Regions from separate parts of the Mus musculus genome. Here region 1 is linked to region 2. The links are chromatin loops, found by intact Hi-C in ENCODE. Cell type or tissue: left cerebral cortex. All regions are shown on one strand.

The links. A loop is a pair of places that touch in the nucleus more often than their neighbours do. Peaks named below come from ENCODE experiments on the same cell type or tissue, not always from the same donor. Only the 100,000 strongest peaks of a DNase experiment are listed, where the experiment ranks them.
Region 1: it touches region 2 in a loop (2.8-fold over the local background); 3 of 42 quality-filtered maps call a loop at or near these places.

The regions. Positions count from the first base shown.
Region 1 is chr6:39,487,450-39,492,449 of GRCm38, forward strand. Dennd2a (DENN/MADD domain containing 2A) reads right to left here. Exons shown (of 19, transcript NM_172477.4): 9 at 1,318-1,427; 10 at 371-440. The region is part of intron 1 of Gm52860 (a long non-coding RNA gene); the gene reads left to right. Among named protein-coding and RNA genes, the nearest start is that of Gm52860, 20 kb to the left of the region's middle. In left cerebral cortex, a CTCF peak has its summit at 2,953 (motif pointing left); a DNase peak (open chromatin) is centred at 1,060.
Region 2 is chr6:39,556,256-39,561,255 of GRCm38, forward strand. Dennd2a (DENN/MADD domain containing 2A) reads right to left here and starts at 1,579. Exons shown (of 19, transcript NM_172477.4): 1 at 1,320-1,579. In left cerebral cortex, CTCF peaks have their summits at 2,381 and 2,580; DNase peaks (open chromatin) are centred at 1,057 and 1,658; H3K4me3 peaks cover 1,938 bases; H3K27ac peaks cover 1,742 bases.

The sequences.
Region 1 (5,000 bases), 69 kb before region 2:
GTGTCTTTCTGTCTGTGTGTGTCTGTGTGTGTGTCTCTCTGTGTGTCTGTGTGTCTGTGTGTCTGTGTGTGTCTGTGTGTGCACGTGTGTGTCTGTATGTGTGTGCGTGCGTGTATGTGTGTCCGTGTGTGTGTGTCTGTGTGTCTGTGTGATATGAGACAGGTTAGCCCTGAACTCAGGAGCTTCTTGCCCATCGTCTTTACTTCTTTGGTACTAGGATTGCAGGTGCATATTCCCAGGGCTAGCCTTATCTGTGGTCTTAACTCCCTGGTCACCCTACCCCCACCTGCTCCTTCCCCAGCACCACAGGTGACATCTGAGGAACTGGCTCTCTGGGAAGCTCTGGCTGAGCGAAAGGCAGCGTACTAACCAGCAGTCTTCGGCAGTAACCGAACCTTCTGCTCCCGTCTTCTCCAGTTAAGACAAACGAGAATGTTTCACTGTGGTTGTGGAAACAAAAACAGGTTACAAAATGTGACAAACCCCAAAGGGACACCCCCTACTGGAGTGATGACGTGGAAGTAAGCAATGGGGAACGGCAGGAGAGGCCGCTCAGGCTCCTTGCTCAGACTGCCCATCTCTTTTTGAGACTTGGGTCACCCAAGTAAATGTCAAGGAGGCGGATTGGAAATGTCCAGGGAGGAAATGACTGCCCCACAATTCTGTCACCTGAGGTATCCTAGGGCTTAGACACAGCTATTATTCACTACTGTGACTACAGAGAGGGGCAAGGATGGCTGCTTGTCTCCATTCGTGGAAGGTGAGGATGTGACTCAGGAGGGAACAGCTGAGGAGAGAACAGGTCTGGGCCTTTCTCAGGACCTTTCTGCAGTGTGGTTCTCTCACAGGAATGTTCACACACAGCCACCCTGAGGCTTGCCTTTCAGACTGCAGGCCAGCAGCGAGTCTCAGTACTCAGCATATGAGCCTAATGAGTTGGGCGACTGCTGACGGCTAACACTGGCTCTAAAGCAGAAATGTGAACAGATCCCAATCCTAGCAGCAGCTAGAGAAGCCACTGGAAGGCTTCCCGAGCCCTGTGTGGGTGAGGACGGATGACGGCTGCTTTCCTAACTTCTCCCAGGTTAGGATTGTATCCGGGAGGTCTGAAACACACACAGCTCCAGACTGTGTGGAGGCTTCACAAACGCCCACTTAGAAGGGCACCTTTTGTCTCAGGGAAGTTTTAAAAACCCACAGGGGAAATCTCTAGGCTGGTACCCATCAGGATTGCTTAACTCCTGAGTTACAACCTCTGTACCTCTGACATCCAACTCTCAAACCCTGGATGTGGATGGGGCTGTTGGAACCGCTTACCTGGTAAACTCCTGGACAGGAGCCCAGTCCTTAGCATCGGGGAAGCAGAACTGGGGGATAGCCTTCAGCTGGTCCTCAGCCTCTCTCATGAACTTGAATGACTTTTCTAACTGCAGAGAGAAAGATGGGAGAGGGTCACAGACTAAACCCCAATAAGGGACAAAGAGGTAAAGTCTCTGTGTTCCCTTCTCTGGCTATGACTACAATTCAGCCACTTTTGGGGAAGGGTTTGAAGCCTATCTGTGGGCTGTTTTCCCGGAGACAATCCAACTGTAGTTTGAGAGGGCAATCAGGAGACAGGCAATCACGTGCTGCAGAGCGACGTTCTGATTAATATTCTGGAATACAGGCTTCTAGGCAGTGAAGAAGTCACCGTGGCCGTCCCTTCCAAAGGGTGCTTGTGGATCTGGGAGGTGTGCTGGCCACAGCTCTTCTGACCGCCAAGTGTGGTAATAATCAGTGACTATGAACAGCAAGATCACAATGCACCTTGAAACCAACTGGTCCCCCGGCGTCACTGAACGTGGAGCTGGAAGGGAGCTTAGACGTCAGGAGGCCTACACTCTCATTTCAGAAGGAAGGAAACATGCCCTGTGATGATGGTAATGATTTGTCCTGGTCACACAGTGAGTTTAGAGTGTGGAGGGAAGGTGGCCGCGACGGCTGGTGGCTCTGCCTCCAGCACTCAGCACAGAATCCCAGGCAGTATAGAATGGGAAGGATGAGGATCAACTGAAGTCTAATTTAGAAATTATAGTTAATGTCATGAAGACTGGGCATGGTCATGCATCCATCAATAGGAATCCGTTTTCATTTTATAGGTTTTTTTTGTTTTGTTTTGTTTTTATTCTTATTTATTTACTTTTATGTATATGTGTGTGCACCTGGATGTGTTTATGTGCACTACATTTGTGAAGGTGTTCTTGGAGGTCAGAGGGCATTGGATCCTACGGAGCTGTTGTGAACCACCTGATATGGGGGCTGGGAACTGGATGAAGTACCCCTCACAGAGTAGTAGTAAGTGCTCTTAACCAAGCCATCTCTCCAGACCCCTGTTTTGCTTTTTTTGAGCCGGGGTCTCAGTATGTAGTTCAGGCTGGTTTTAAACTCACAAAGATTCTCCTGCCTCAGTCTCAAGTGCTAGGATTACAGATGTGAGCAACCACACGTGGCTTAATGAAATATTATTACTGTGACAATGTGGACTCCCAACCTTGAATAAAGGGTCTATTGGAATGTGGGATAAAACTCATTTTTTAAAAGTGTATAAAAAAGTCTGGGTATGGTGATGCACCACTTTAATCTCATCACTGGAGGGGCAGGGGCAGGAAGATCTCTGAGTTTGAGGCCAGCCTGGTCTACACGGCAAGTCCCAGGTAATCAGGATGAAACAGAGATCCTGTCTCACCATGCACACATGGACCCAGGCAAACAAGCACTATCCAAAAAACCCCCGAACAACAAAATCATCAAAAATAATCTAAATAAAAAGGTCCAAGTCTGGGCTATAGAGAAGACTCTGTCTTGGGGCTAGAGAGATGGTGCAGCTGTTAAGAGCAGTCTGGTCTTCCTGAGTTCCATTTCTACCAACAACATGGTGGCTCACAACCATCTATACTGGGATCTGATGCCCTCTTCTGGCACGTAGGCACACATGCAGACAGAGCACTCATATACATTAACAAATAAAATCTTAGAGAGAGAGAGACAGAGAGACAGAGAGACAGAGAGACAGACACAGAGAGAGAGAGACACACACACACACACACACACAGACAGACAGACACACACAGAGAGAGACACACACACACACACAGAGAGAGAGAGAGAGAGAGAGAGAGAGAGAAAGAATGAATCTTAAAACAAAACAAAAAGAGCTGGAGGCTTGGCCCAGTGGTTAAGAGCACTGACTGCTCTTCCGGAGGTCCTGAGTTCAATTCCCAGCAACCATATGGTGGCTCACAACCATGTAATGGGATCTGATGCCCTCTTCTCATGTGTCTGAAGACAGCTACAGTGTACTCATATACTTAAACTAATAAATCTTAAACAAAAACAAAACAAGGAGGCCCAGAATGATCCAGAATGAAAAAAATAAAACAGATTTACATAAGAAATATCAGGAGCCAGATACACTTCCAACAGTGAAAGACTAGTTAAACAAAGGAGGGCTCCCTACATACATACATACAAAGGAGGGCCTTCTACATTAGAGAACTTCAAAAACATATGCTTCAGAATTTGAACTAAATGTGTTTTAAAATAATATGCTCACAAGCATATCTGTGCATGGACCATGCTATGAAAACCATAGCTATGACTGCAGAATAACAATAGAGGAAACACAGTATGAAGAAGGACTAGAAGCAGAAACAACAGTGTGCTAGCCGTGGGTGACTCTTGCAGATTGTGGGTGACTGTTTTCTTTGTCTTCTTGAATTAGCTCTGTTTTCAATAGTGACTTATATCCCCTAAAAGGTTTTTTTTTAGTGGGAGTCTGAGTCTAAAGGCTCCAGGCAGCAAATGGCAAGCATTTAGCAGCTCTAATGACTAAGTAATTAATTCATGACTTAATGCCTTTGTTCTGGTACCCCAATTAAGTGTTACCATGTGTACAGCAATGTGCCGAGCCCTGAGGGCAATGCAGAATGACAAGCTGGTCCTCACGCCTTGGCGCCTACTGGGGCTCTCAACTGGGCTATAAGTATGAGCCTGTCTCACATGGATCCACTGGGCAACACCCCAGAACCCAGACAGCCATGCACTAGGGGTTTCAGGAGCGTGTTCCTTAAAGGTGTTGAAGGAAGAGGGTAGGCTCTTGTACGGAGGACACATGCCCATGGTTACTTCCATTTATACCATTGTTCAGAACTTAAAGACTATGCTAGCCCTTTATGATGAAAGAAGGCTGGCTGGGGAAGAACACAAGCAGGCAGGCAGGAAGACAGACAGGCAGACAGCCAGGCAGGGAAACAGGCAGGCAGGCAGGCAGGCAGGCAGGCAGGCAGGCAGGCAGGCAGGCAGGCAGGGAAACAGCCAGGCAGGGAAACAGGCAGCCAGGCAGGCAGGCAGACAGCCAGGCAGCAGGGTCCAGACCTTGTAGGATCTTGCATAAAGTAACAGCCACAGAAGCTCAGCATGAACCAAGCTGAGCTCCGTCTCCTCCCTTTCTCTGGCGCTCTGGTTTGTACGATGACTGTCATATGCCATCTCCTGACAGCTCTGGTGCAAAAACTCATTCTTTTAGCTTACTTCTGTTACCTTCTGAAAGGGCAGGAAACCCACTCTATTTATCTTTCTAATCATTTTGGGACCAAGCAGAAAATTGATAGAATGTCTGGATGTAAGTTCTGGTTGGATTGAATTAGAGTACAGTAGACACTTTAATGCAAGAGTCCCTCTGGCAACACTGGCTACATTGTGTAGGCTTTATTAAGTGCCCTTTATTTTAGGTGCCATGAAATTATCAGTGGTGTAAGCCACAACAGGGCAGGGCTTTCCCCCAACACGTAGAGAAGCAGGATACATGCAAAGATTTAGCTCAAACATAAATGTGATGGCACTTAGGAGTTGTTGTGGCTTATGAAGAAAATGCTGAGTCAGGCTGGATAAGGAGCCTGCAGAATGACAGAGATGATCAGCACTGTGACCATAGGGGTATAGGAAGTTTCATTTGTTTTGTT
Region 2 (5,000 bases):
TGTTTTGGAGGTAGACTCAGGGACTAGAGAGATGGCTCATCAGTTAAGAGCACGAGCTCGGGCTGCTCTTCCAGAGGACCTGGGTTCAATTCCTAGCACTCACATAGCAGCCCACAACTGTGTGTAACTAACTCCAGTCCTAGAGGATAGGCACTAGAGCGGCCGTGGGCACTGCATGAACATGGTGTACAGACATACATTCAGGGAAACTCATAAAGATATAGTACATTTAAAAAAATTAATTCAAAATCAAGTTCAAGGTCTGTCTAAGCTACCTGAGACCCTGCCTCAAACAAACAAGTCCCTGAACTGAGCCTGCCTGCCTACCAGTAATCCTGAATTTAGAGAGTTAAGACAAAAGGGAGGACTTTAAGTTTGAGGCCAGCCTGGGTCACATACTGAGACCCTGTCTCAAATAAATAAACTGTCTGTTTCTGTTTGCCTTCTGCTTCCTCTCTGAATCTCCAACTCTCTCCTCTGTGGTCCATTCCCTAAAGAGCCTATTCAACTCTTCAGGTGTTTGGTACTGAAGGAGAAAGGCTTTTCTATAGTAACCACAGCAGGTGCAAGTGTTTCATAACAAATTACTGTAAAGTGCCTATTATAACACTATTACCACACTCCACAATTACCTGTCTTTTGGGGAGCTATAGTCACAACCCTGAAAGCCATCAGAGCACCCGGCCAGAAGTCAGCCTGCTCCTTCCTCAGCAGGCTGGTTAAATTAGGGTCCCAGCTCTCTCCTTGTTCCAATCCAGGGCCAAAGGAAGGCACTCCTTAGCTTCCTGTGTCTGCCCCTCACTACAGGATTCCGGGCGCTGAGCTCCCTCTGGCTCAGTGGTCTGACTCCATATCACAGTGACTCTCCTGCACAGGACTATATCCTGTGTGGTTAAGAGACTTACCCTGGGCTCCATCTACTCCCAACTCCATCCTTGGGGAGGAAAGTGGGAGAAGTAAACTTCAACGTACCCCACTTTCCACCACGACAAATCCCGACTAGAGCCGCCTGGACTCCCCCACCCCAGCGTACACACTCGGTCTCACACGCGCGTACTCACTCACAGCCGCCCGGGAGCTCCGGCACAGCGCAGGGCCGGGCTCTGCCCAGTTTCTGCAAGTTTCTTCGGCCCTGAAGTTAGCCCGACCCGGGAAAGAGCTGTGGATCGCTTCCTGCGCGGGTCCCCAGGGCCCCGCTGAAGCGTCCCCAGCGCCGCCTGCGAGGAGCCCCGGCTTGCGCCTGCAGTCTCCTCGTCGCCCCCGCGCGTACCCTCCCGGGTCTCCCCCGAGGTCGCCCGCACTCCGGCGCCCAGCCCTACCTCTCTACGGGCGTCGGCTCCGCGGGTTCTGGGGCGCAACTCGCGGTCGCCCGGGGCAGGGGCGGCGGGGGCCTGGGGCGCCATGGCCCGCTGCCCTCCGCGCCTTTGTCCGCGCGGCCTCCCCCGGCCGCCGCGAGCCCCTCGGGTCCCCGCCGCGCGCGCTCCCGTCCGGTCCCCGCCGCCTCCGGCCTCGGAGGCGTGCTGCGTCTCCTCTGGCCTCCCGCGCGCGCGGCCCCTTCCTCTGCCCTGGGCTGCGCCGCGACCGTCTGCAGTGACGCGCGCCCCCTCCTCCCGACCCATCCCGCGGCTCCAGTGAGCTAATCCGCAGCTGGCGGGCGCCCGGCCGGTTGCCACAGCAACCACTCTCCCAGGGCCCGCCGCCGAGGGGAGCCACGGTAAACAGGACCTTCTGCCGCACTCACTCGCCCCCTCGCCTTTCGAGGGGTGGGGGAGACGGTGGCTTAACCTTTTCTGTGCTGAAGATCGCCGAACCGGTTCTCTGCTACCCCGACTGAGGTCCATTCTTGAGATGCGCTTAGCCAGGGGCCGAGAACCAGATTTAGACAGCACCAAAGCCGTAGCCACACTCCCTGCCCTTGCTTTGTTTCTGAGCAGTTAGGGTGGACGCCTCAGGCAGAATTGGGCTCCACATTTGCCCCCAAGCAACTGACAGTCATGAGATAGGCCTTCGAGGCCCAGTTTGCCCATAAGCAACAACTCACAGTCATGAGACAAGCTATTTGGACCCAAGGGTCCATATTTGCCCCTAAGCAACTCAGGAGCCTGGGCCATAAGGATCCAGGGGCCCACCTCCCTACAGAAGGGTACAGAATGGGTCCCAAGCCCTGGTCAGGAAAAGTGATCAGAGAACTGGCTTTCTACAGCACACCGGTCCCACGGTCCCACGGTTCCACGGTCCCACGGTCCCACGTACACAGGGTGCAGTCAAAGCACTCACACAGGAGGTTTTTAAGACAGTAGGATTGCCAAATTGGGGGGCTGGTGAGATGGCTCAGTGGGTAAGAGCACCCGACTGCTCTTCCAAAGGTCCAGAGTTCAAATCCCAGCAACCACATGGTGGCTCACAACCATCCGTAATGAGATCTGACTCCCTCTTCTGGAGTGTCTGAAGACAGCTACAGTGTACTTACATATAATAAATAAATAAATCTTAAAAAAAAAAAAAAAAAAAGGATTGCCAAATTGGAGTCCACTTGAAAATGCTGTGGGGGCCTTAAGGGAGCCAACACAGGCTGGGGCATTCTCTGGGGCTTTGGTGACCAGCGATAGTGAATCAGTTATAGAAGGTGGAGAAACAGGGCAAGAAAAGACAGCCTGAAAAGAGGGAAGAGTGTGACTGGTGTTGTGGGGGTGTCACATTATGGTATTTGGGGGACCCTTAAGTGGGAGGGAATAAGGATCGATGGGTAGGCCTGGAGGGATTCAAGTGGCCTGGGCAGAATTTGAATATTATGCTAAAGGCAAAGGGGTCCAAGCAGAGAAACACCAGATGCTAAGTGCTCAGGCCTGACAGTGACAATTTATCTGCCCTGAGGGTAGGTGCCAGCCAGTCTCCTTCCTGGCTATTAGAGACCTTCAAGAGTAGCCTAATGGCCTAAAGCTTAGGTTGGGGTGGCCAGTTGGGGGTGGGATAGGTACAGACCCAGAGTCTTACAACTTCACAAAGTGGGTCCTCAGAAGAAAACTAGAGCTTCATATAAAGAGGAAACCAGGCGAGGCATGTCTGTAACCCAACACTCAGGAGACTGAGGCAGGAGATCTCTAGTCTGTGTGCAGGGGGTGAGGTATGGTAATGAGAGTGGACTTCAGACACCAGGGAACTGGGACTTAAAGTTCCAGGCGAAACAAAGTTGCATGTCCTTCATAGTTGAGGGGTTTGCTCATTGCAGGAGATCGTTGAGGCCTTCCTAAATTCTTCATGCCACACCCGTTTCAATGAAGCACTGTAGACTCTCAGAACAGACATTTGCCAAGTGTAAGCTTTTTTTTTTTTAAAGTGTTAGCATTCAAAGTATTGCTTTGTTTGCATCTTTCTAAGTTCTCCCTTTCTAAATAAAGATCAAAGGCTTGGCTTCTTGGGGGTTAATTAGTCCCAGGGCCACAGGGTACCCCACAGCATCAAACTGGCAAAGTTCAATGGGAACTGGGCCAAGAGCCCAGCTGGCTGCCTCCCCCAGCCCAAAGCACATAAGAGCCTAGGAGCCTTTGAGTGTCTGGCTTTCAGATAGCCAGTCGCATCTTAGGTGGACATGACAAAGCACGGGCTGAGGACTCAGTCCTTTGACAATTCCCAGGCCACAGTTTTATCACATGGAATACTGCACTCTAGCTCTCCTTAGGAAACCACATCTCTGCCTGACCTGTGGGTCAGAGTTTGATGAATGTTACTGGGCCCTTTCCATCCCAGTCTCCTCACTTTCATTGCTCTGTCATCCTATGGCTCTGTCACCATGACCCAGAGCCACTCATTGTCCTCTCCCCATATTCTCTGTGTGGCCTGTGCTGGCTTGTGTGCAGTTTTTTTTTTTTCAGCTGTTGGTACTTTTGGTCCCACCCAAACCCTGGTGAGTCTCACCAGACGCTACCATGCCTCCCCCCTGCCCCCACAGGTGCTCTGTGTTGGGGATACTCCAAAGCACACATCCCTTTCTCTCCCTGTCTGTCCTCAAACTTTCTCCAGTTTGGAAAATGAGAGCTAAGGTAGGCATAAAGTCAGCTTTCTGTGTCTACAGGAATGTGGCTTCACCATCTCCCCAGATACCAAATATGTTTGGATGTTCAAGTTCATTGTAAAAAAAAAAAAAGTTCTGCATTTGTATATATCCTACATGAATTCTTCCACACTCTTAAATTCATCTCTAGATTATTATTAATTACTTCTCTCTACTCCAATAATAAATAATTTATAGTTATAAATTTATTTATTTATCTTTTTATAAAGAATTTATTTATTATATGTAAATACATTGTAGCTGTCTTTAGATACCAGAAGAGGGCGTCATATGTTACTACGGATGGTTGTGAGCCACCATGTGGTTGCTGGGATTTGAACTCAGGACCTCCTGAAGAGCAGTTAGTGCTCTTACCTGCTGAGCCATCTCACCAGCCCCATCTATTTATTTTTTTGTAAATTTTTTGAAACTGTGTCTCATATCTTTGGTCCCCAGTTTTCTATGTAGCTAAGAAGGACTTTGAACTCCTGACCCCTCACCTCCCCCTCCCAGGTACTAGAACTGCAGATGTGTGCCACTGTGCCTGACTTTAGACTCTAATGTTTAGGAGATAATAACAAGAGGAAAAAAAAAAAGACTATACATGCCTTACATGGTGGTATCCATCTCTAATCTCAGCACTAGGTAGACTGAGGCAGGAAGATCATGAGTTTAGTGCCAGCCTGAGCTACATAAATCTCCCAGGAACCCCTACCACACATTTTCAGCTGTATGTATATCTCAGGATATTTTCCACCAACCACTGGCTGAGTCCAAGATTTTAGAGCACACAGACACAGAATCCACAGGTGTGAAGTGCTGACTGTATGCTCTGGTTCAAGAAGGGAAAGGTAAGGATGAGACAAGGGGACAGAGATGACTTCTTATAAGCTTTTAATTCTGCTTTCTCTAAACATCACAGCATTGGACCTCTTCAGAGCAGCTGTTG